Linked DNA regions of Homo sapiens: regions 1, 2 and 4 are each linked to region 3. The links are chromatin loops, found by intact Hi-C in ENCODE. Cell type or tissue: heart right ventricle. All regions are shown on one strand. Each heading gives the region's core, and the rest is flanking DNA. Links, peaks and the distances in the headings are about the cores only.

The links. Hi-C counts contacts between places; a loop is a spot of excess contacts. Peaks named below come from ENCODE experiments on the same cell type or tissue, not always from the same donor. Only the 100,000 strongest peaks of a DNase experiment are listed, where the experiment ranks them.
Region 1: a loop joins it to region 3, with 2.2 times the contacts of the local background. A loop is called at or near these places in 2 of 110 quality-filtered maps.
Region 2: it touches region 3 in a loop (2.0-fold over the local background); 8 of 110 quality-filtered maps call a loop at or near these places.
Region 4: a loop joins it to region 3, with 2.1 times the contacts of the local background. A loop is called at or near these places in 2 of 110 quality-filtered maps.

The regions. Positions count from the first base shown.
Region 1 is chr6:14,438,376-14,443,836 of GRCh38, forward strand. All of the region lies in intron 2 of LOC105374942 (a long non-coding RNA gene), which reads right to left. The region is part of intron 1 of LOC101928331 (a long non-coding RNA gene); the gene reads left to right. Among named protein-coding and RNA genes, the nearest start is that of LINC01108, 160 kb to the left of the region's middle. RefSeq lists an enhancer at 3,041-3,739. In heart right ventricle, for the core only: no CTCF peak of the experiment used is centred there; DNase peaks (open chromatin) are centred at 2,329 and 3,262; H3K4me3 peaks cover 1,010 bases; H3K27ac peaks cover 2,028 bases.
Region 2 is chr6:15,034,585-15,040,045 of GRCh38, forward strand. No RefSeq gene overlaps it. Among named protein-coding and RNA genes, the nearest start is that of JARID2-DT, 210 kb to the right of the region's middle. In heart right ventricle, for the core only: no CTCF peak of the experiment used is centred there; a DNase peak (open chromatin) is centred at 2,357; H3K27ac peaks cover 1,634 bases.
Region 3 is chr6:14,877,041-14,882,501 of GRCh38, forward strand. All of the region lies in intron 2 of LOC105374945 (a long non-coding RNA gene), which reads right to left. Among named protein-coding and RNA genes, the nearest start is that of JARID2-DT, 370 kb to the right of the region's middle. RefSeq lists enhancers at 1-165, 1-135, 2,705-3,215, 3,216-3,725. In heart right ventricle, for the core only: a CTCF peak has its summit at 3,138; a DNase peak (open chromatin) is centred at 3,179; H3K27ac peaks cover 4,426 bases.
Region 4 is chr6:14,428,968-14,434,428 of GRCh38, forward strand. LOC105374942 (a long non-coding RNA gene) reads right to left here. Exons shown (of 6, transcript XR_926510.3): 3 at 3,215-3,299; 4 at 2,895-2,975. LOC101928331 (a long non-coding RNA gene) reads left to right here and starts at 2,813. Exons shown (of 3, transcript XR_001743994.3): 1 at 2,813-3,107. In heart right ventricle, for the core only: no CTCF peak of the experiment used is centred there; a DNase peak (open chromatin) is centred at 2,638; H3K4me3 peaks cover 2,368 bases; H3K27ac peaks cover 601 bases.

The DNA of each region.
Region 1 (5,461 bases), core at 183-5,182, 440 kb before region 3:
TGACTACCAAGGGGAAATTGGACTACTACTCCACAACAGAGGTAAGGAAGAGTATTTCTGGACTACAGGAGATCCCTTAGGACGCCTCTTAATATTACCAAGCCCTATGATTAAGGCCAATGGAAAACTGTAACAACCCACTCCAGGAAGGACAGTGGCTCAGACTCTTTGGAAATGAAGGTTTGTGACCAGCTGAGGCGCTTGTTGAAGGCAAGGGAAATACAGAATGGATAGTAAAAGAAAGAGGTTATAACCACCAGCTATGTCAACACGACCAGTTACAGAAATGAGGACTGTAATTGCCGAGTGTTCCCCCTTTTTTGTTGTGTGTGTGTGCACCTGCGATGCTGTTTCTATCATGAGGACCCTAAATCCCAGGCCATGAGTTTCACTTCAGAAGCAGGAGTGAAAAACACTAACAATACTACAACCCCTCAAATACCTCGCTCACCTTCCAGGGAACTTCTGAATTATTTTCAGTAGGAGACAAAAATTATTTTTTCATCATTGAATATCAAACTCGTGACAGATAAAAAGAAATACCAGTAGAGGAGAAATATCAAATACCTGGGAAAATGATTAGCTTACAAACCAATAAAACATACACATTGAAACAAGATTCAGTTTACACGATCAACTTAATTGAAAAAGACCCTAACACTTAAGTTGCTGGTTAGGTTGTGTAAAATATTTGAAAGCAATCAAAATTGATTAGCTTCTTTGATCAGCAATGTTAAATGCTTATTAAAAACCACAAAAACATTCACATCACTGATAACGTTGCTCAGCCAGTGACCACCAGAAACATACACACACCAAGCTGGGTTTAGTGCTTACAAGGAACCATAGAGTTGCTCAGTAGGAGCTTAGAAAGGACTTGTGGTAGGATTTTGGCTCATATTAGGTATTTAGGGGGAAGATTTAAGGAAGTGGGGCTTTGTTCTGGATTGGATGCTATCAGGAAGTGTGAGTAGTTCTATGAATAAATCTAATCTAGAAGGCGAAAAAAAACTAGAGCAAGGCTAAAGCTTAAAATGGGTAAGAAAGCTGTGGCAGTCATTCATTTATCCAGGATAGGAAGATGCCTGGGTCATTTTTGTGGTTTGTGTATTTGTCTGGATTCAGACACGATTGTGCGGTGGCCTTTTTCTTGTCCTGACCCTTCGTGGCCTCAGAGTGGCCTTATCTGATGTTAGAGTTCTGTGAAATTGTTTGTGTTCAGCAGGAGAACACATGGGCTAGCTGTGAGGGCCAGGCCTGCTCCTAATGTCAAAGGCTGCTTTTCTCTTCCTAACCTTTCAACCCCAACACTGTGTGTATTCGTCTACTTGGGCTACCATAACAAAATGCCACAGACGGGGAGGCTTAAACAACAGACATTGATTTTCTCACAGTTCTGGGGGCTGTAAGTCCAAGATCAAGGCATTGCAGATTTGATTTGTCCTGAGGCCTCTTTCCTTGGTTTGCAGATGGCCGCCTTCTCTCTGTGTCTTCCAGTGATCTTTCTTCTGTGTACATGGAGGAAGAGAGAGATCTCGGCTTTCTCTTTCTCTTTTTATAAGAACACCTGTCATATGGATTTAGGCTGCACCCTTATGACCTAATTTAACCTTAATTACCTCTCTAACATCTGTATCTCCAAATACAGGGGGTTAACACTTCAACATATGAATTTTGGCACAATTCAGTTCCCAGTACTGTGCATCGGTCCAAGATTTCTGGAGAGATCTTTCACAGAAGGTTAAAAAGAATGCACGTGTTGATGGTGGTATTACCTTCCATAGTAAAACTTAGAAATAGGCAAATATTTCACAAAGCAGAAAGGAAAAAGCAGGTGAAGGCTCAGCGAACAAATGGGCTTAGGGGTACTCAAATGGTAGTAGGGTGGTGGGTTAATTGGTAACTGTTTTTAATTATTCATTTTTTATGTTGCTATAATACTGCTTTTGCGGCAATAATCATGCAAATACCTATGGGAAAGTTGATAAAGAGACTTAAACTTTTTCTCCCTTTGGAGTAAGTGAAAGCTAGCAAGTGCTCTGTCAGCATGTTTTAGTGTACTTCTGTGGGAAACAATCAGAAGGGGGACCAACAGGGCACTGAAAGTGGGGAGGGACCCCATTGCAGCAGGAGCATCAGCAAAAGCCCAGAAAAGGACAGCTTGGGAAAAACCTGTCCAACACCCCACTTTCCTGATTTAGCCTACTGTGGGCTCTGCTGTATAGCCTGTGATGACCCAAATCATTTTCCAGATTCTGCCTTCAGAACTGAGCTGAGTCCTTGTGTGATGCTGCTGCAGTGCCCCCAAACAGATGGGAAGGAAGCATAATTGAAGAAATAATCCTCTATGCTGGCCCCACTCCCCGCCCCCGATGGAACTCTCACTCCATTAGAGCAAACATTCCCAGAGGTATAAGATGATGAATAAGAGATTCTTTTGTCTGGTTTTGTTACTGCCCTCATAACTATTCTTTTAGTTTTTTTTTTTTTTTTTTTTAACCTGGAAGAATTGCCCTCAACTTATGTAATAGGTGCAATAGACCCTTGATTTAGATTGTAGGTCTTGAAGTGCTCAGGAGCCCTAAGCATGTGGCCCATACCCATTTTAGGACAGATTGTTACGGCGGAGAGCATGCTGTAAACTTCATTGGCAAAGCGGAGTCCAGCGCTACTATCTGGGCCAAATCTATTTATAGGATCAAGTCTCCAATCTCTCAAAACAACCAATTTCCCCTAATCTTTATGGTGAGCCTAAGTGCCGGCACAAGCCCCATAACCCCGAACCACTCAGACCTCCCCACAATGCTGTCCTCCCACCCCACTCTGTCACGCGGGGTCCTCTGGAGGTTAAAAGAATTTATTTTGAAATGAAATGGCAACTGGAAAAAGCTTTTATTTTCATATGGGAAAAACCTCATGAAACATTTTTCTCTTGATTAGTGTTCATAACAGCAGCCTGGAATGCTTTCTGCAACCAATTTGTAGATGTTCTTATAAAACAGATCTCTCTTCTTGATGTGATTTTTTTATCCCCCTGCACATTTGTTCTGCTTAAACCTTTCAGCACATTTGTTAACTTGAGTGACATCTAAAAAAATCACCACCCCATTAATGCGGACTCATCCAGTCCATGGGCTGTGCATCGCTCCTTTAATTGGGATGGCTTGGTTCCCTCCCAGATGTTCCCTCTCAGCAGATACCATTGTGTTTTGAAACTTTGGATAATTATAGCTCTGTAAACGTAGAGGAGATTTGTTGGCTCCAGCCAGCTCCTGCTCCTAATGTAACAGCTTCATTGTTCAGTAATCGCCCTATTCACAAAGCAAAGGGATCCGTGTCAGCAAAGACATCTATTCAAAGCACCTTCCCTGTGCTGGATAAACAGTGGCAGAAGCAGTCTACTGAGCGACAAAAACACTCACAGGGGACTAGGCCACAAGTTTGACCAGGGCTGCTTTTCGCTTCTCAAATGGGACCATTCTTCAGAAATGTCTTCACCTTTTCTTTTGCAACCAATCAGCCTGCAGGCAGAGTCTTTTGCTTTGCTGGTGAAATCCCCGCTAAATGCTAAAAAAAAAAATTTGTGGGAAAATTTTGTGGGAAACTCTCTGCAGCGTAGAAATGAGGCAAAGGGGCCGAGATGAGATGCCAACCAGTGGGGAGTGGTCCACACATGCTGTCACCAAGGAGGACAGGGGAAAGATAAATGTCCCTAAGCTGTCTTCTAGGAAAGATCCAGAACAATTTCTGGGAGTGCTGTGGGAGAGAGTCAACAGTGGCCACACAATGTAGGAAGAGGTAGAGAGGTTCTTTGATTCTTTTGAGAATGTTCGCTGGAGTTTAGACCCTGAGTTTTCTAGCCAGTGGGAGCCCAGTGAATATGAGAGCCCAGATTTCTCTGGCTCTTGCGTACACCCGCTAATGCAGGAGCACGCACTCTCGGAAAATTCCTCCGTCCTGTGCTGGTGTTTCTGAAACTCCCTGGGAAATCTACTTAGAGGGTAAAGAGCTTGAGCCAAGCATAACTGACTTGCACTTAGATTCACGGCGGACCTAAGAGCCTAGCGCTACCCTGTCATCATACTGAAGGCTCTCAGCAAACCACGCAGTCTACACATGCCACTTTGCGACTTCCTCATTTCTCCTAGATCTGGTCCTGACCCTGCGGGCATCAGGAGGGCAAGCCAGGATCTTGGGAGGGGGCAGAGATGAACAAGAGAAAAAGCAGGGAGATTTTAAAAATAATTGCCATAAGTGGTGTAAGTATAGAATATCCCGTGTGTGTATACCTATATAAATATATATTATATAGGTATACATAAATCATATGTGTATGTATATATACCTATATAATATATATTTACATGTGTATATGCATGCATATATGTATTAAAGGGATGACAGCTTTGGCATAAAGGTTGTTTAGAGGTGAGAATATTTAAAATCTTATCTGAACTTTCCTTATCTGACTAACACAGAGTCTTTCAAAAATACAGGCTGCTATTAACCCTGCTCTGAGGGGCTTTCCTGCGAATTCCAGGAAGTGGACAAATTGTCCCTTCCCATTGGCACAAAGAAAAACGCACTGCACCTTACACATTTTCCCATCGAATCCCTAAATTCCTGCTGCTCCCTTTTTTGTTATATTGGTACAATTCGAGCATCCTTAATCCAAAATCCAAACTGCTCTAAAACTCAGAAAGTTTTTGAGCACTGAGAGGATGCCACAAGTGGAAAATTCCAGACACATATACGAAAGGACACAAACTTTGTTTATGTGCAAAATTCTCTTTAAAACTGTATGAAGTTATCATCAGTCTATGGGTATAAGTTGCATGGAAAACATAAATGAATTTTGTGTTTAGACATAGGGCCTGAGATTCCCAAGATCTCATTACGCGTATGCAAACATTCCAAAATCTGAAAAAATCCAAAATCTGAAACACTTCTAAGTCCCAAGCATTTCAAATAAGGGATATTCAACCTGTATAGAAACCTTCACCACTGGGTATTCAGTGAGTTACTCATTAGTGACGTCAAATGCATGCGTAAATAAATCTTCTCTTTTCTTCTGCTAATCTGTCTATTGCCAGTTAATCTGCAGGCCCCCAAGCATTCCAAACTAATTGAATAGACGAAAAGTCTTCCTCCCAATAGTTAATATATATATATGAACACACATGCATACACATATGTGTATATTCTGTGGACAGTTCCTACAGGTTATAGACCAGGAAATATTCTGGCCACCTGTCCCAGGGGTACCTTTGTCTCCCCCATATCCCAACACACAGTTGCAAACCACCGCTCAGAGTGGGTCTCTCTCCATCGGGGTCTGCTTCTGTCAGGTGGGCATCAGCTGTGCCCATCCAGTCTGCTGGGCACTCACATCTTCCAGCTGAGGCCCATGGCCCTCCAGTCACCAGAGCCACTGAGCTGCCTATTGTTGACAGGAAGGAGG
Region 2 (5,461 bases), core at 144-5,143, 160 kb after region 3:
TGGCTAATTTTTGTATTGTTAGTAGAGACAGGGTTTCACCTTGTTGGCCAGGCTGGTCTCGAACTCCTGACCTCAAGTGATCCGCCTGCCTCAGTCCCACAAAATGTTGGGATTATAGGCGTGAGCCACCGTGCCTGACCATCTCTACTTTTGTAAGAAAAGAAGGAAACAAAGTGCTTTTAACTAAAAAGATTGACTATTTCAAATATCTACCAGAGCTAAAATATAGAAACAGACATAGGTTTAGAAATATTGAAGTTGAGGATGATAAGCACAGAATGACTAATGCATGTGCTGCTCTTCTCCTTGTAGGGGGTGGTTGGGGACAGTTTTTATTTGCTTTGTTCCCCTACCTCTCCACCCCCGTCCCCATTACTCTATATGGACCCTTTTAACTTCTCAAAACCAAAGTTCATTCATTCTAGGCTATAAGTGCTCTAAGAACAGAGAGCATTTCTTTCTTTCTTCTTTTTTCTTTTTTTCTTTTCCCTTTTTTTTTTTTTAATACTAGGAAGAGCCAACATCGAAGCATCAGAAAGCAAGGTTGCTATGAATGCTTGGCAGCCATAAGCCAGTAAAGAGGGCATTTCTGTTTAATTCCGTGTAGAGTCAGGCACATATGAGCAGCTCAATAAACACCTGCTGGAAGAATGAATGGTTCCATTCCTTATAAACATGGAATTGGAAAGAGTAAGTTAGGAGAAGGGCCTCAGCAAGTGGAGGCCAGGCTGAGATGGGCCCTTCTCTCATTCTTCCTAGTCCCCTACCTTCCTGACAGCCAAGGATCTAAACTCTGTAGACCTGCCATCGTGGCCTCAGGAGAGGGGACATGAAGCCCCAAGTCAAGTCTCTGAGTATCACATGCTTGGAGAATGTTGACCCATGGATTGAGAGAAAGTACAACCCAGCTACCCTTCGGTTCCCATGGCCACACACCCAAGAATTGCCAGGGTCCAGGTCAAGGGAGAAGGTAATTATGCCAGAGGTCACAAGTGACAACCAACAAGTATTTACTGAGTGCCTGCTCTTTGGTCAGTCAATAAATATTTATTAATTACATATTTTGCATCAAATACAGTACCTGGCACTGCAGATGCAAAAGATGAATAAGATGCTCTTGCTCTCTAGGGATGAATATGTGGGTGCCAAGGGGAGATGCAGAGCCCACTGCACTACTGCATCAGGCTTCTGCTTAGCCCTGACAAGCTCATGTCATGACTGGCAGTTCCTCAGTGTCTGTAAGTAAAGGCCTATCCTGTGTGTGTTCCCTTGAGCAAAACAAAAAGTTTTCCATTTAAACTCTATTTTGCCAGCCATGATGGATCACACCTGTAATCCCAACACTTTGGGAAGCCAAGTTGGGTGGATCGTTTGAACTTAGGAGTTTGAGACCAGCCTGGGCAACACAGCAAGAACCCATGTCTATAAAAAAATGTAAAACTAAAATTTAGCCAGGTGTAGTGATGCATGCCTGTGGTCCCAGCCACATAGGAGGCTGAAGTGAGAGAATCTCTTGAGCCCAGCAGGTCGAGGCTGCAGTGAGCCATGATCATGCCACTGCACTCCAGCCTGGGCAACAGAGTGAGACACTGTCTCCAAAAATTAAAAATAAAAATAAAATTAAAATCATCCTTTAAAAGGTGGTAGAGGCCAGGCACGGTGGCTCACGCCTGTAATCCCAACACTTTGGGAGGCCAAGGCAGGCGGATCACCTGAGGTCGGGAGTTCGAGACCACCCTGACCAACATGGAGAAACTCCGTCTCTACTAAAAATACAAAATTAGTCGGGCGTGGTGGCATGTGCCTGTAATCACAGCTATTCAGGAGGCTGAGGCAGGAGAATCACTTGAACCCGGGAGGAGGCGGTTGCGGTGAGCTGAGATAGCGCTATTGCACTCCAGCCTGGGCAACAAGAGTGAAACTCCGTCTCAAATAAATAAATAAATAAATAAATGGTGGTAGAATTGCTGGAACCCAGGAGTCGGAGGCTGCAGTGAGCCAAGATCGCGCCACTACACTCTGGCCTGGGGAACAGAGTGAGACTCCATTTCAAATAAATACATAAAATAAACTCTATTTTTTCCTTTTTCCTTTTTTTTTTTTTAAATGACTGTCCATCAGTTTGACTGGCCCAAGAGGTATAGGCGTGGACTGCAGCGCAATGAGCCAGAGGAATGCCTGGACTGGATATTCAACTCAGAGTGACATTTTCACAACTCTGGTCATGAGGCTTGAAGTGACAAACTGCAAGATCAGGATGACTGCTCCCAGATAAGAGTCTGCCCCTGGTGAGCAGCCATCAGGCAGCTGACAGGGAGCACAGAACAGGGATTATGTACTCGAGTGACAGCCTGGCGTGGTGACCTGGCTTCCTGCCAGGGCCAACCTCCCTGTTGGCTAAATGACCCAGGGCATTCTCCCCCACAGCAGCGGAATCTTCCAGAGCCTCCTTAACCAGCCTGTTTGCTCCTACCACCACCTTGTGCGTGAGATTATGCTGGGCGTGACACAGTGATGACACCGTTGCTTGCTCTATAGCTAAACGGGCCAAAGTCAAAATCACAGAAGTCACTTGGATAAGGCAGAAACACACAGACACTGCCACGGAGCCAGCAGACTCTCCCAGCAACCCCAGTTCAGGGAGGTGAGCCTTCCTGAAGCAAAGAGTTGCAGCACGGTGCAGTAAATACCACGTTCAACCAAGTGAAGCTGCCAGTATCAGATCATTTTTGCCTACAAAAACAAAACTTTCATATGGTCCAGCAGTCACTGACTCTTACATTATGTAGCATATCCTATGTGCCAGGCAAAATTCTTTTTTTTTTTTTTTAAGAGACAGGGTCTCACTGCATTGCCCAAGCTGGAGTGCAGTGGCACGATCATAGCTCGGTGCAGCCTTCACCTCCTGGACTCAAACAATCCTCCTGCCTCAGCCTCTGGAGTAGCTGGGACTACAGGTGCATGCTACCATGCCTGGCTCAGGCAAGGTTCTAATCTCTCCACACACAAACTCACCTCATTTATATAACAACCCCATGAGGAGGGTACGTGATTATCCCTGTTTTACAGACAGGGCTGAGGAAGTGGCTGCCAGTCAGTGGCGACAATTCAAACACAGGCACCCTGGCCCCAGAATCCACACTCTCCACCCCTACCCTGACCTGCCTCTGCCAGAAGTGTGCAGAGTTTGGGAAAATCACAGAGTAAGGGCCAAGATGCTCAAAAAGGCTTCCAGAAGGAAGTCAGGCCTGAGGAAGCTGTACCCTCTGATCCCTGACACAGTGACCGAAGGCCTTCATCTCATTTGAGTATGCTCAAGTTTGACTCAAGTTACCCAGTGGCTCCTCGCCTACAGAAAGGGAGCTGTCCCCAAGGGTTCAAGTCCCTCCACACAAATTCACTTCAGGTTCACATTATCTTTATTTTTATTTATTTATTTTGAGACAGGGTCTCATTCTGCCACCCAGGCTGGAGAGCAGTTGAGTAATCCCGGCTCACTGCAGCCTTGACCTCCCAGGCTCAAGCCTCCCACCTCAGCCTCCCGAGTAGCTGGGATTGCTGGTGCGTTCCACCGCTCTCAGCTAATTTTTGTATTTTTTGTAGAGATGGGGGTCTCACTATGTTGCCAAGGCTGGTCTTGAACTTCTGGGCTCAAGCGATCCTCCTATCTTAGCCTCCCAAAGTGCTAGGATTACAGGGGTGGCCCACGTTCACTTTATAAACATCTGTTGCATAAACAGATCTGAGTGAGGAGAAAAAGAATGAATGAGCAAAAACAGAGTGCAAATGTGTTCATTAACATAGAAAAAGAAAAGTGCCGGAATGACTGGAATCCCCAGGTATGTGGAGTTGGGGGGCGCTGAGCTTTCCAATTACATTACCTGGTGCGTATTTCGCAAAAACCCCATGGGGGAAATATTGTCATTGAATTTTACAAATGAGGAAGCCTATTGGGAGAGGTGACTGAAGCTAACTGCCCCCAAATTCTGTACTTGGCAGGGTCAAGATTCTGACCACCCTGTTTTCACACCTGCTTCTGCCTTCCAAGCTGGTGGGTACTTTCTGCTCCCAGCAGGAAAATTAACTTGGGAAATCCTATTAAGATGATCCCACTGCTGGCAGAGTACAGGCCCAGTTTACAAGGAGCCAGAAGGTCTCTGGGAATAGCTTCTGGCTGTGAGCGCCTGATTCTCCATCCTCCACCATGCAGCCATCCAGCTGCCAACCAGAAGACAACATGTAACTGGACAGTCAGGGTATGCCTGCCCTGGTCTCTGCTGGAGAAACTGGAGACTCACTCTCTCACTCCGGCACCTTTTCCAATATTCCTTATCAGCCACCAAAAGCTACTGCCATTACAACATTACCTCATGATGGGCATATTACAATTTCCTAGATTACATCTTATCTGACATTAGCTACATTTTAGGGTTGTTGCTTCCTGGCACTTTAATTTTAAAAGTAAGCTATCTCCAAATCACTGAAGAGGATGAGTTACAGCTACTTCCATCCATTCTCTGAGCCTCATTTACAGAAACTAACCTTTTCTTCCACAGGCCTGGATTTCAGGGTGCACTCCTGTGCTGGTTCTATAGCCTTCTAGCCATTAACTGTAATAAGGAATGATAATGTTCTTTATCTCAATTATTTTGTTTTCTATTTTTGGTGGTTGGCATGAGAGGAAGTACAGGCAGAATCTGATTGTGTAAAATTGTCATCTTGATAGCAGTGCCCTTTTGCAAGACATGGGTCACCAAGCTCCTAAAGAATTTTTTTTTCTTTTCTTTTTGAGACAGGGTCTCGCTCTGTCACCCAGGCTGGAGTGCGGTGGTGCCATCATGGCTCACTGCAGCCTCAAACTCCCAGGCTTAAACTGTCCTCCCACCTCAGCTTCCCAAGTGGCTGGGACCACAGGCACGCACCACCATGCCTGGCTAATTTTTTTTGTAGAGACAAGGGTCTCACTTTGTTGCCCAAGCTGGTCTTGAAGCCCTGAGCTCAAGTGATCCTCCTGCCTCAGCTTCCCAAAGTGCTGAGATTACAGGCATGAGCCACCTTGCCCAGAGGGACTATTTCTTCATATAATTATTAACTTTAACTACAGGGATTAGGTATCATATAAAGAGATATCAAAGATATAACTTGGTGCAACATTACCATATAATCATCAAGGGTTAATAAGTATAAAGAGGAAAGAACGTGGCCAGGCCCAGTGGCTCACACCTGTAATCCCAGCACTTTGGGAAGTCAAGGTGGGTGGATCACCTGAGGTCAGGAGCCCAAGACCAGCCTGACCAACATGGTGAAAACCCATCTCTACTAAAAATACAAAATTAGCCGGACATGGTGGCACAAGCCTGTAGTCCCAGCTACTCGGGAGGCTGAGGCAGGAGAATTGCTTGAACCCAGGAGGCAGAGGTTGCAGTGAGCCGAGATGGCACCATTGCACTCCAGCCTTGTT
Region 3 (5,461 bases), core at 208-5,207:
ATGAAGGAGCCCGTGCAAGCTCAGCCTGGGCACCCACCCATGGAAGGACAGCAGCCTCCAGGGCAAGGTCAAGCAGGAGAGGCCCCAGTCAGATTTCGATATTGAGAAGTACAACCATTTTGTGCTGTTTAAAAATACGGATGTGTAAAACCAGAGCGTAGTCATTCTTTGACATGCTGTGTGATTTTCCTACACAAATCAGAGCTTTAAAAGCCTTGGAGGGGATAAATGGAATCACAGGGCGAGTACAACAGGATACGGTGAGTCATTTCAACTTCCTGCTAAACATGAACCCTACAAAAGCTTGATGTGTCTCAGATTTTTTGCTGGGGGTTTTCCTCCTCGATTCAACCTCGGGTTTCTATGGCTTGCTCCTTCCTTCTTTTTATTTCTTTCTATGCATCACATTTGTCCTAGATCCTTCTCGGTCTATAAATAACATCATTGTGTCATGCTGGACACTGGGTTTTAAATGTCAGCATCCTGTGCGCAGCCTTACCCCATGAGATAATATGGTTTTTCTAACTGCATTCCTACAGCACTGAACTAACTGAGGTGTTCAGCTGCTAAAAATTTTCTTAAATGGTGACATTTTCATAACCCCAGGGTTAGGGGATGGGATTAAGTTAATGGATAGAATTTTCTAGAATTTTCTCAATGTTAGGCTTTTCTCCAGTAGACTTTTTTTTTTTTAGGTTTGTAGTTCTTGTGACTTCTTAAACAATGAACAAAAAGAAAAATGAAAAAGGAATGAATGTTTCTCTTGACGCAAAGAGGCAAGAATAGGATTTTTTATATTTCTGAATTAAATTTATTCTGCTTCTGATCCCCACCTGCCTAGCTGGTAGGAAATTCAGTCTCAGTCATTATTGAGGCTTCCTTCCCCCGCCGTGGCATTGTGAGTGCTATGTGGTACCAGGACTTGAATATGTGAGGAGGGAAGGAATGTACCAGGAGGTTGAGCTGTGGGGGCTGCCACTGTGGCCAACAGTCCCTCTCTCTCTGCTTCTGTTGAGCACTGGTTGCCTGGCAAGATCAGCACATCCTACTCTGAAAGAATTCAGGGAGCCCCCATGTAGCCACTGTGTCCACAGATACACCCATGGGACCCCCACCCTAACCCTACAGGCAACCTGCCACAATCCTCAGGAGGCACTTGGCACAAGAGGGACTGTCTGGGAGGAAAAACTTTTCCTCTACCCTCTTAGGTGCGGTGATTGGGGATGTGCAAACTAAACTGGCAAAAGATAGATGAGGACGAGAAAAAAAACAGATTATAATTGTATATGTACACACTGGAATTCACAAAGACTCAAGGAGTCTCAAGGAGGTGGTTAGAATTCAGGGCTTATATGCTACCCTATTAGGGGAAGGGGAGGGGCAGAGGGGCACTTCTGGGAAAACAAATGACTACTTAGAAATGGAGAAGAAATGGCACTTAGGGAAAACAAATGACTTTTTAGAAAGACAAATGTGCCCATAGGAGAATAAAAGGGAAAAATGATCTTTTTGTAACAATATCTGTTTGACTGTGGTACCAATTTCTCATTTCCAAGAAGAGAAGATTAGAATTGCTTCCAAGGAGGGGATTTATAAAAACTGAGTTCTTTTGGGAGGCTCTGCTTTTAGGCAGATAAGAGATTTCATGAACTCAAATGCCTTCAGCTCAAAATAATTTTTTTATGCCACCTTGGCTTATTCTAGACCCCTTCAGGGCCCAGGACCTCCCATGTTTAGAGATCCCAAAGCCAGTCCTGCTCTTAATTTCATGGACTCCCCCACTCCTTACCCACCAACCCAATTCAATTTCTCAACTGTGAACATTTTCTTTCATCCCTTTCCTTTCCCAGAAGGCCCAGTGTAATCCTACTCAAAGGGCCTTTACAACAAATATCAGGTGGAGTTGTCTTCTGGGTACCAACAAGTCATGCTTTGGTCTTATAAGACAAGACTCAGTTTCTCAGGAATGAGGAAGGTGAAAATACAACAGGGAGAACAAAAACACATATCTCAATAAACTGCCTGTCAAAAATATCAATGGAATGACTTAAAAACATGACTGTACTTTGGATATATGTATTTTTCTATTGTAATGTTTCATTGCATGCCCGCACATAACTTTCAGTCTCAATCATTGTTGGGGCTTCTTTCCCACCTCCATGGCATTGTCAGAATTGCTGGTATAATTATTTTACATTTATGGCCAGACACGGTGGCTCACACCTGTAATCCCAGCACTTTGGGAGGCCAAGGTGGGCGGCTCACCTGAGGTCAGGAGTTTGAGACCAGCCCGGCCAACATGGTGAAACCCCATCTCTACTAAAAGTACAAAAATTAGCCGGGCATGGTGATGCATGTCTGTAATCCCAGCTACTCAGGAGGCTGAGGCAGGAGAATCAGGAGGCAGAGGTTACAGTGAGCCAAGATCATGCCACTGCACTCCAGCCTGGGCAAGAGAGTGAGACTCTGTCTCAAAAAAAAAAAAAAAAAAAAAAAAAAATTTTTACATCTGTGATAGTCTGCCAAAAGCACCTGATTTTCAAGTTCTATATCCCCTGAACAAGTTGCAAACTACTGATATTGTATATGTGAAAATAACTTGTGCCCTGCCAAGCACATGGTGGGTGTAGAACAATGGCCTGTGTATTCTGAATAATACCATCTGATTCAATGTGGGGGAGGGAAAAAAGAGAATGAAATGTGTCTTGGGGAAGAGGGGCCACTCGCCAAGAAAAGGTGTGATCATGGCCCCCTTAGAACTGAGATCAGAAGATTTATCAGAGTATAGAAAGATTGCCAGATGAAAAACAAGATGCCCAGTTAAATTTGAATTTCAGAGAAATAATCACATTTTAAAATACAAGTATATATTATATGATATTTGGGACATACTTATACTAAAAAACATTCATGGTTTATCTGGTCAAATCTAACTGAGTATCCTATATTTTCATTTGCTAAATCTGGCAACCCTAATTACAGGGCCCTTCTAAACTATCAGCTTAAACCATTGGTAACATGGATACTGCACCCGACAGCGCCGGATTTGAAAGGGTGCCCTAAAGTAGACACCAAGGTGGGTAGGTCGAATAATGTAGCACATCATGTCAACATTGCTGCTGGCCTCCAGGCCTGCATCGCTTTTCTCTGCCGCAAGCTGGAGCTGGCACTGTTTTGGTAGCAATGGTTGCTGTGCCCTGGGCAGCAGGCAGCAAGGCATCCTGCAGGACCAGGGAGCCCTTGGCTGGGAACATTCTGTTTCCTTCACAGGTTCCTCTTCAGCCTCCAGTCCAAGGCCCAGTCTTGGGCCCCCGCTCTCCTTTCTTCACGCTTTCTCTAAAAGAACATTTTTCCAGGCTCACACTTTCTTTCAATCATCACCTCTAAGCGGATTTAGTCTCCAGGGGCTCAGGCAGCAGCCCCACTGTTGAGCTGCACTTGGGTTCCTCATCATGTTCTTAAACTCAAACAGGCAAAACAAAACTCACAACCCTCCCTCCAGACCAGCAGCCCCTCCTCGTGTCTTTGGGTAGCCCTGGTCTCTATTAGTCCAACCCCTGGTGGCATCTTTGACATCACTTTCTTTCCCTTCCCATAACAAATCAGTCTCCATAGTCTCAGCAGTTTTTGTTGTTATTGTTTATTTTATTTTCATGATATTGGCGCTCAATTACAATGCCCCCAAATCCAGGCTTTCTGTCTCCAAGTCTGTCTTGTTATTGTCATTCCCCTGCTGAAAAGTTTCCATGGCTTCCAGCTTCCTGCAAGGTTAAACAGAAACTTTTTTTCCTGTCTTTCATGGCCCTCCATAATAAAGGCCTGCTCTGCCCAGAAACTTCGGTTCCTACTATTTCCCAACACATTTCCTCTTTCACAGCAAGGCTCCCGACCTCTGTCTCAGGAATCCATCAATCCCATTTCCATCTCCACTGCCCCTTTCCCCATGGAGAATGTTCTTGCCTCCAGCTGTCTAAATCCTGCCCATCCTTTAGAGACAAGGGCAATTTCCTTTTATATTGTGGAGATTTCCTTGTCTAATCCAGCCTGCTGGGATCTCTTTCTACAGCCTTTACCTTACAACAAAGGACTGTAAGGATACAATCATGAAATTTTCTTTGATTAAAAGGATGGAGGAGGCTGCTCCCTTCACCAAGATCCTGACTTTTCTCTCTTTGCACAATATTTTTGGTATCCTTTTGGGGTGGAGCAACTGAGTCAGGAGAAAGATTTTCCAGCTCCACAGGCAGAGTCCCCTCTAGACACAGACTTCCAGTATCTCCCAGCATCTGGTCTCCAAATCGGTGACACACATACTAAGCAAACGGCTTTGAGGAGCTCACTTTTCCCTCCAAAATGAAAACAATGAGAAAAATCTAAATTGTATTGCATTATGATAAAAATGTTCCCCAGTGTTAATTTAATGCATAGGCAGTGCTTATGGTTCTTCTTGACCTTAGTGAAACTTTTTTTTTTTTAAGGCTACTATTGTAGTAGATCTTTGGCACTGGTCAATGCTATGAGTCAACCCTTTGAGGAAGTTGTGGATCTTGGTTTGTGATTTATCCAGTGCTGCCTAGTTAATATCCTGACTTCTCCCAGCTCCCAGCTCTGCTCGTCCAGCGGTTTCCATCAGTTCAGAAACATGAGGCCCCAGGGCAGGACCGCATTCTCTAGTGAATCCATTTCAGATACTATCATTAAAGCCCATCGTGAATAAAGCTATGGTGGGCCTAAATCCAATCTTTGTTTCTGAAATTTGGTAAGGACCATCTTCTTCATAAGAGTTCTAATGCTTTCAAATTTCATAACTATCCAGATGGAACAAATAAAGACATTGATTCTAAATGGCCATTTCCCCTAGATATTGATGGGCTGGGAATAACAAGAATGATTCATGGAATCACATGAAATCAAATTCCATTTGGAAACTGGGTAAGGTAAAAACCGTATATATAAAAAATATATAAGAGGCCAATCACCAGCAATGTAATTTTAATCATATCCTGGGACCTTGCTCTAATTAGCAAGATCATTTCTGTACAACGCAAACTCAGAACAGACCCTTTCCAAGGATGGTCATTGATTGAAGCAACTCTGGGTACAGGGTGGAAGGGAGCAAAGACCAGAGGAAGGAAAGCCAATTAGAAAACTATGGCCAACAGTTCAGGCAAGGTCATGAGGACCTGAAATAAAATGGTGAGAGCAGGAAGAAAAGGACACCCTTAAGAAGCATTAAGTCTGAGTGTGTCTAATGAACTGACCAGTGGCCGGCAGAAGCCATTTGTTTAAGGAGGTGATGCTTGGCAGAAGGAAGTAAGAGAAAGAGAGGAATGCACTTACTCAATGGGGGTGATGTCTGCAAGAAGGTGCTTATTGTGTTTGTACCAGATGTTGGACCCTGACCTGGCCCCATGGATTTATGTCCAAGTTCTGCTGAAACTTGGCTGAAAGAGGAGCTGTG
Region 4 (5,461 bases), core at 319-5,318, 450 kb before region 3:
AAGGTGTCAGCAGGTTTGGTTTCTTCTGAGGCTCCTGCCCTTGGCTTGCAGATGTCTGTGTTCTCCCTGTGTCTGCCCATGGGATTCCCTCTGTGTGTGTTGTGTCCTAATCTCTTCTTATAAGGACACCAGTCATAGTGGATTAGAGTGTACCTTCATGATCTCATTTTAATTTCATCACCTCTTTAAAGCTGTATCTCCAAATAAAGCCACATTCTTAGGTACTTTGGCTTCAGACTCGAACAAATAAATTTAGGGGCTTCGTACGTTGAATCTGAGGGGCTCACAGTTCAGTCCCTCACAGGGAAATAGACAAGTAGGAACAGGTAGGAAGTGAGATACGGAGGGAAGACAGATAAATAATAAAGGGTATGTTATGAAGGCAGTCATCACAGCAGGAGACTGGAGCTTGATTGCATTAATTACCAAGAAGAACTCTAGAAAACTAAGTAAAATATGCTTCAGAATTATCTCAGCCGAAGGGCAAGAAGAGTATTTACACCCTGACAGCCTTTGGTCTTTAGTTAAAGGTTTCCTCTGGCGCTGTTAGTTCCCAGGCACCTCCAGCCCACTATGCCCATAGGCTAAGTAAGTTCAGGCAGCCTGGGGACGGCCCTCGGACAAAAATGCAGGTCCCGGCCCTTGGAGGTCTGGGAGTGCACAGGCCTGACGAGGGATCCCAGGACATACCAATGGAGCCCCGTTCGTGTCAGTTAAGAAGCTCTCTCCGGACATTACCAAAGGAGTGGCGAAACAAATCCAAAGAGAAAGCAATCATTGTAACTAATTCAAATGTATAAGCAGACAAGATTCTCAAAACCACAGGCTGATTCCTTAAAATACTAATAAAAGTGAAAAATTGCTGTCAAGATTGATCAGTTAAACTAGAGACAAATGACCTAGTGACAAACAATGTCAGGAATTTTAAAACGGGGCATCATTAAGGATCACGCAGACATGAGATCATTAAGAGAAGTAACAGAAAAAAAAGGGTGAATACCAATTTCACTCCTAGTTATATACTCAAAAGTATTGAAAACAGGCACTCAAACCAATACATGTACATATGTGTTCATGGCAGCACTACTTACAATTTACAAACATCAAAAGGTGAAACAGCCCAAATGTTCATCCATAGATAAATAGACAACAAACTGTGGTATATTCATACAACAGAATATTGTTCAGATATAACAAGAAATGAATTACCAAAACGTGATACAAGGTGAAAAAACCTCAAAAATATTACATTAAGTGAATGGAACCAGACACATATTATATAAATCCATTTATATAAAATAACCAGAACAGGTAAATGCATGGAGACAGGAAGTCGATTGTTGTTTGTGAAGGCTGAGGAGAGGGAAATGGAGAGTGGTTAAAGGGGATGCGTTTCCTTCTGGGGGGGATGGAAATATTTAGGAACTAGATAGAGATGTGATTGCACAACACTGGGAAAGTATAAAATGCCATTTAATTGTTCACTTTAAAATGATTTGATTTATGTTATGTGAATTTCACCTCAATAAAAAAGAGAGAGAAAGGGTGAGGAAAAGAGGAGAAACACCTGGCAGTTATACACTGCCAGCCATGTGCTAGGTCTACACTGCCATTAAAAATGCACTAGTTTTAATATTTTGATGAGCTCAGGCTGGGCAAGGTGGCTCATGCCTGTAATCCCAGCACTTTGGGAGGCTGAGGTCGGCAGATTACCTGATGTCAGGAGTGTGAGACCAGCCTGACCAACATGGCAAAACCCGGTCTCTAGTAAAAATACAAAAATTAGGCCGGGCACAGTGGCTCATGCCTGTAATCTTAGCACTTTGGGAGGCCGAGGCGGGTGGATTGTCTGAGCTCAGGAGTTCGAGACCAGCCTGGGCAACACGGTGAAACCCATCTCTATTAAAATACAAAAAAATTTAGCCTGGCTTGGCAGCATTTGCCTGTAGTCCCAGCTACTAGGGAGACTGAGGCAGGATGCTTGAACCCGGGAGGCGGAGGTTGCAGTGAGCCGAGATTGCCCCATTGCACTCCAGCCTGGGCAACAGAGCGAGACTCTGTCTCCAAAAAGAAAAATAAAAAAAATTAGCTGGGCTTGGTGGCGAGCGCCTGTAATCCCAGCTACTTGGGAGGCTGAGGCAGGAGAATTGCTTGAACCTGGGAGACGATGGAAGTTGCAGCGAGCTGAGATTGTGCCACTGCACTCCAGCCTGGGCCACAGAGTGAGACTCTCTCTCTTTCTCTCTCTCTCTCTCCCCCCAACCCCCCCCCTCTATATATATATGTATGTGTATGTATATTTTGATGAGCTCATTAAATACATTCACAATTGTCCCATAAGATAGGGATTAATAACACTTTTATAGAAAAGAAAGGAGTTCATGGAAAAGAATCTGATTGTTTCTCTGTTTTGCTGTCACTTTGTGTTTTGCGGAGTTAATCCAAAGAGTTGCTTCAACAAGCAGAACTCAAGGAAACACGGGTGAGGTTACTTTCAGGCTTGGAGACTTCTGAGCTAAAGGAAGTGGGCCAGGGAAGGGCTAGGTGCTCTGACATTCCAAATATAGTCTGCTTGGCCACTGAGGAACAGAGATTTGTTGCTAGCAACAAGTACTTAGAACGTGTGTGATTTGGCATGTCTCGAACTGTGAAGTAGATGCAATGCAGGCAGAAAATCGATGATGCTATGGGGAGGGGCTGTGTAGGGTGTTAATCGCCATCTGCAGTGCCTGGAGGTGGGGTGGGGAGAAGTGAAGAATCTCTTCCTTTTTAATAGATTTTCAAGATGGGAAAATCATATTGCAACCCACAGGCATTTGGAAACAATTTGTGCCGAAGACAGAAAGTACACCTAACGTTAAGCTGAAAAAACTGGACGCTCCCAGCAAACTCACTTTGCAGACTCCTGGTTGTCAGAAGAAAACGCCAGAGGATTTCACTTGGCATTGACCTCTTACTACTTCCAGCCACTTACCCTGGGCAGTAGAAAGAAGGAACAGAAAGCAGAGTAGATTAAGAGGAGCAAGTACAAATGGCGTGGGACTTCAAATCACCACCTAAGATTACTTCTTTGATTTCTGAAAAAGTAGGTCAAAGGAAGATGTCAGGTGAGATGGGAATGGGGGAATGGGGGTGGGGGAGGAAGAGTTAAGCCTGATTCACAACCCTATAGGCATGCGGTGAAGCAAATTCTTTGGCACTGTTTATAATTTACCTTAGAAGGTACACTTGTGAAATCTTTAAGAATCATGAATGTTGTCCCCGGAAGAAGTAGGTACATCTTGAATCTTTAATTCTGCCTGGGACAAAATGACCATATGAATGTTAAGTTGAAAGTGCAAATTAGCATAGAATCATCGGGCCAAAAGTTGAAAAGACTTTTGATTAAATCCTAGAAGAAAGATGAACGTAAAATTACAGATCGAAAACCTTAGATTCATATTTTATTTCTTAAAACTCTAAAACTCTGAGCTTTTATCCTTATCCACTAACAAATTGATCAGCACTTTCTGTTGAGTTAAACTCTGAATTGAGGGTCTTTTTGCCTCTTGCCTACTTTCATTCAGGCTGGGTTATTTCTTTTCCTTTTTTGTAACTGTGGTTTTTTTATTGTGGCAAAATACACATAAAATTAGTATTTTAAACATTTTTAAGTGTACAATTCCATGCATTTAGTACATTTGCAATATTGTATGACTATCCCCACTTCCTTGAATAGTTCTAGAGAAACAGAATGTTAAGGATGAAGGCCAGGTGCTGTGGCTTGTGCCTGTAATCCCATCACTTTGGGAGGCCAAGGTAGGAGGATCGCCCGAGCCCAGGAGTTTGAGAGCAGCCTGGGCAACATAGTGAGACCTCTTCTCTACAAATAATAAAAAAAAAACTAGCCAGGCATAGGGTAGTGTGTCTGTGGTCCCAGCTACTCAGGAAGCTGAGGTGAGAAAATTGCCTGAACCCGGGCAGTTGAAGCTGCAGTGAGCTGCGATAGCACCACTGCACTACAGCCTGGGCAATAGAATGAGACCCTGTCTCAAAAAAATTAAATGATTAAATTAAAAAGAAAAAAAAAAAGAATGTTAAGGACAGGTTTTCTGAAATGGTTCTGCGGTTTCTGGAATTGACTCTCTAATCTGATTAGATTTCAAGATGCTAATGACTTTATTTTTAGTAGTAATGAGAGCACTGGTAGTCCATGGCATGATCTGGCAATAGAGATACGTAAAACAGCACCTTTGGATACTCCTTAGCAACCCCTTGTAGGAAGCAAGGAGCTGCGGGGGCAATGGGCGGGGGGGCGGTGGGGAGCTATGTATATACTTACGAACACTTTTTGCAAACTAACAAGTATGAGATTGGCTGGTTGATCCAAATGTCACTGGGCAAAGTGGGGAAAGGAAAGGATGAGCTCCAGGATTTGAATCTTCAGCTTAAGCCCCATGTACAAGACCTGAAATCTTCTACAGGTGCCCTGCAAGATCATTATTGCCTTTAGCAGCAGGGCTATGATTGCTGAAAATCAAACACAGAATCTTATCCTGAGACTGGCTGAATGACTGCCCAGGTTAAACTCTCAGCCTCACAGGAAGTCAAACGTTGAAGTGAGGAAGATATGCACTTTGAGAGCTGGAATGGGGATATGTAGGAAGACCTGATGAAACTGGGGAAATCGAGCCCCTGGAATCTGATAAATATTTGCCAGTGGAAGAGGCCTCTCTAACCTCTGGGGAAGCCACCTTCCCACTCCCAGTGGTAGTGGCTTCTCCACCCCCTCACCTCTCAACTGGTGGGATTAAACTTGCATTGTCCTCGAAAACTGTAATGACCTCCTCTGTGGTAGATGCTATGCTAGACAGTGATTCTCCTCAAGATCCATTTATATCACCCCTCTGTGCTTCTAGACCTATAACTTGATTCAAGTCCTAGTAGGCTCCTAAAGGTAAGGTACAAAATGTAACTCACAAGGAAGCATACCACAGTTCAAAAGAACTACTGGAATTTTCTAATTTATACAGATAGAAATCTGGGAAACGTGTGGGAGTGGATATTGAGAGTATAGGATAATGGCAGGAGGAACATAAAGTTGGATTAGGTGGAATTCATTGATATGGGCTCACTAAGCAGAGATTCTGTATTTAACATTATAGCTCAGGCCGTTCGAAAGGGCTCTAATTGTTTGTGCTATACTTTAGTTTGTTTGTTCCCTCCAAATCTCATGCTGAAATTTGATTCCCAGTGTTGGAGGTGGGGAACAGTAGGAGGTGTTGGATCAGGGGGCAGATCTCTCAGGAATGACTTGGTGCCATTCTTGCAAGAGTGAGTGAATTCTTGCTCTATTTGTTCCTACAAGAGCTGGTTGTTTAAAAGAGCTCAGTACCTCCCTCCCCACCACCTTCCTTTCTTGCCATGTGATCTGCACACACCAGCTCCCCTTCACCTTTTGCCATGACTGGAAGCAGCCTGT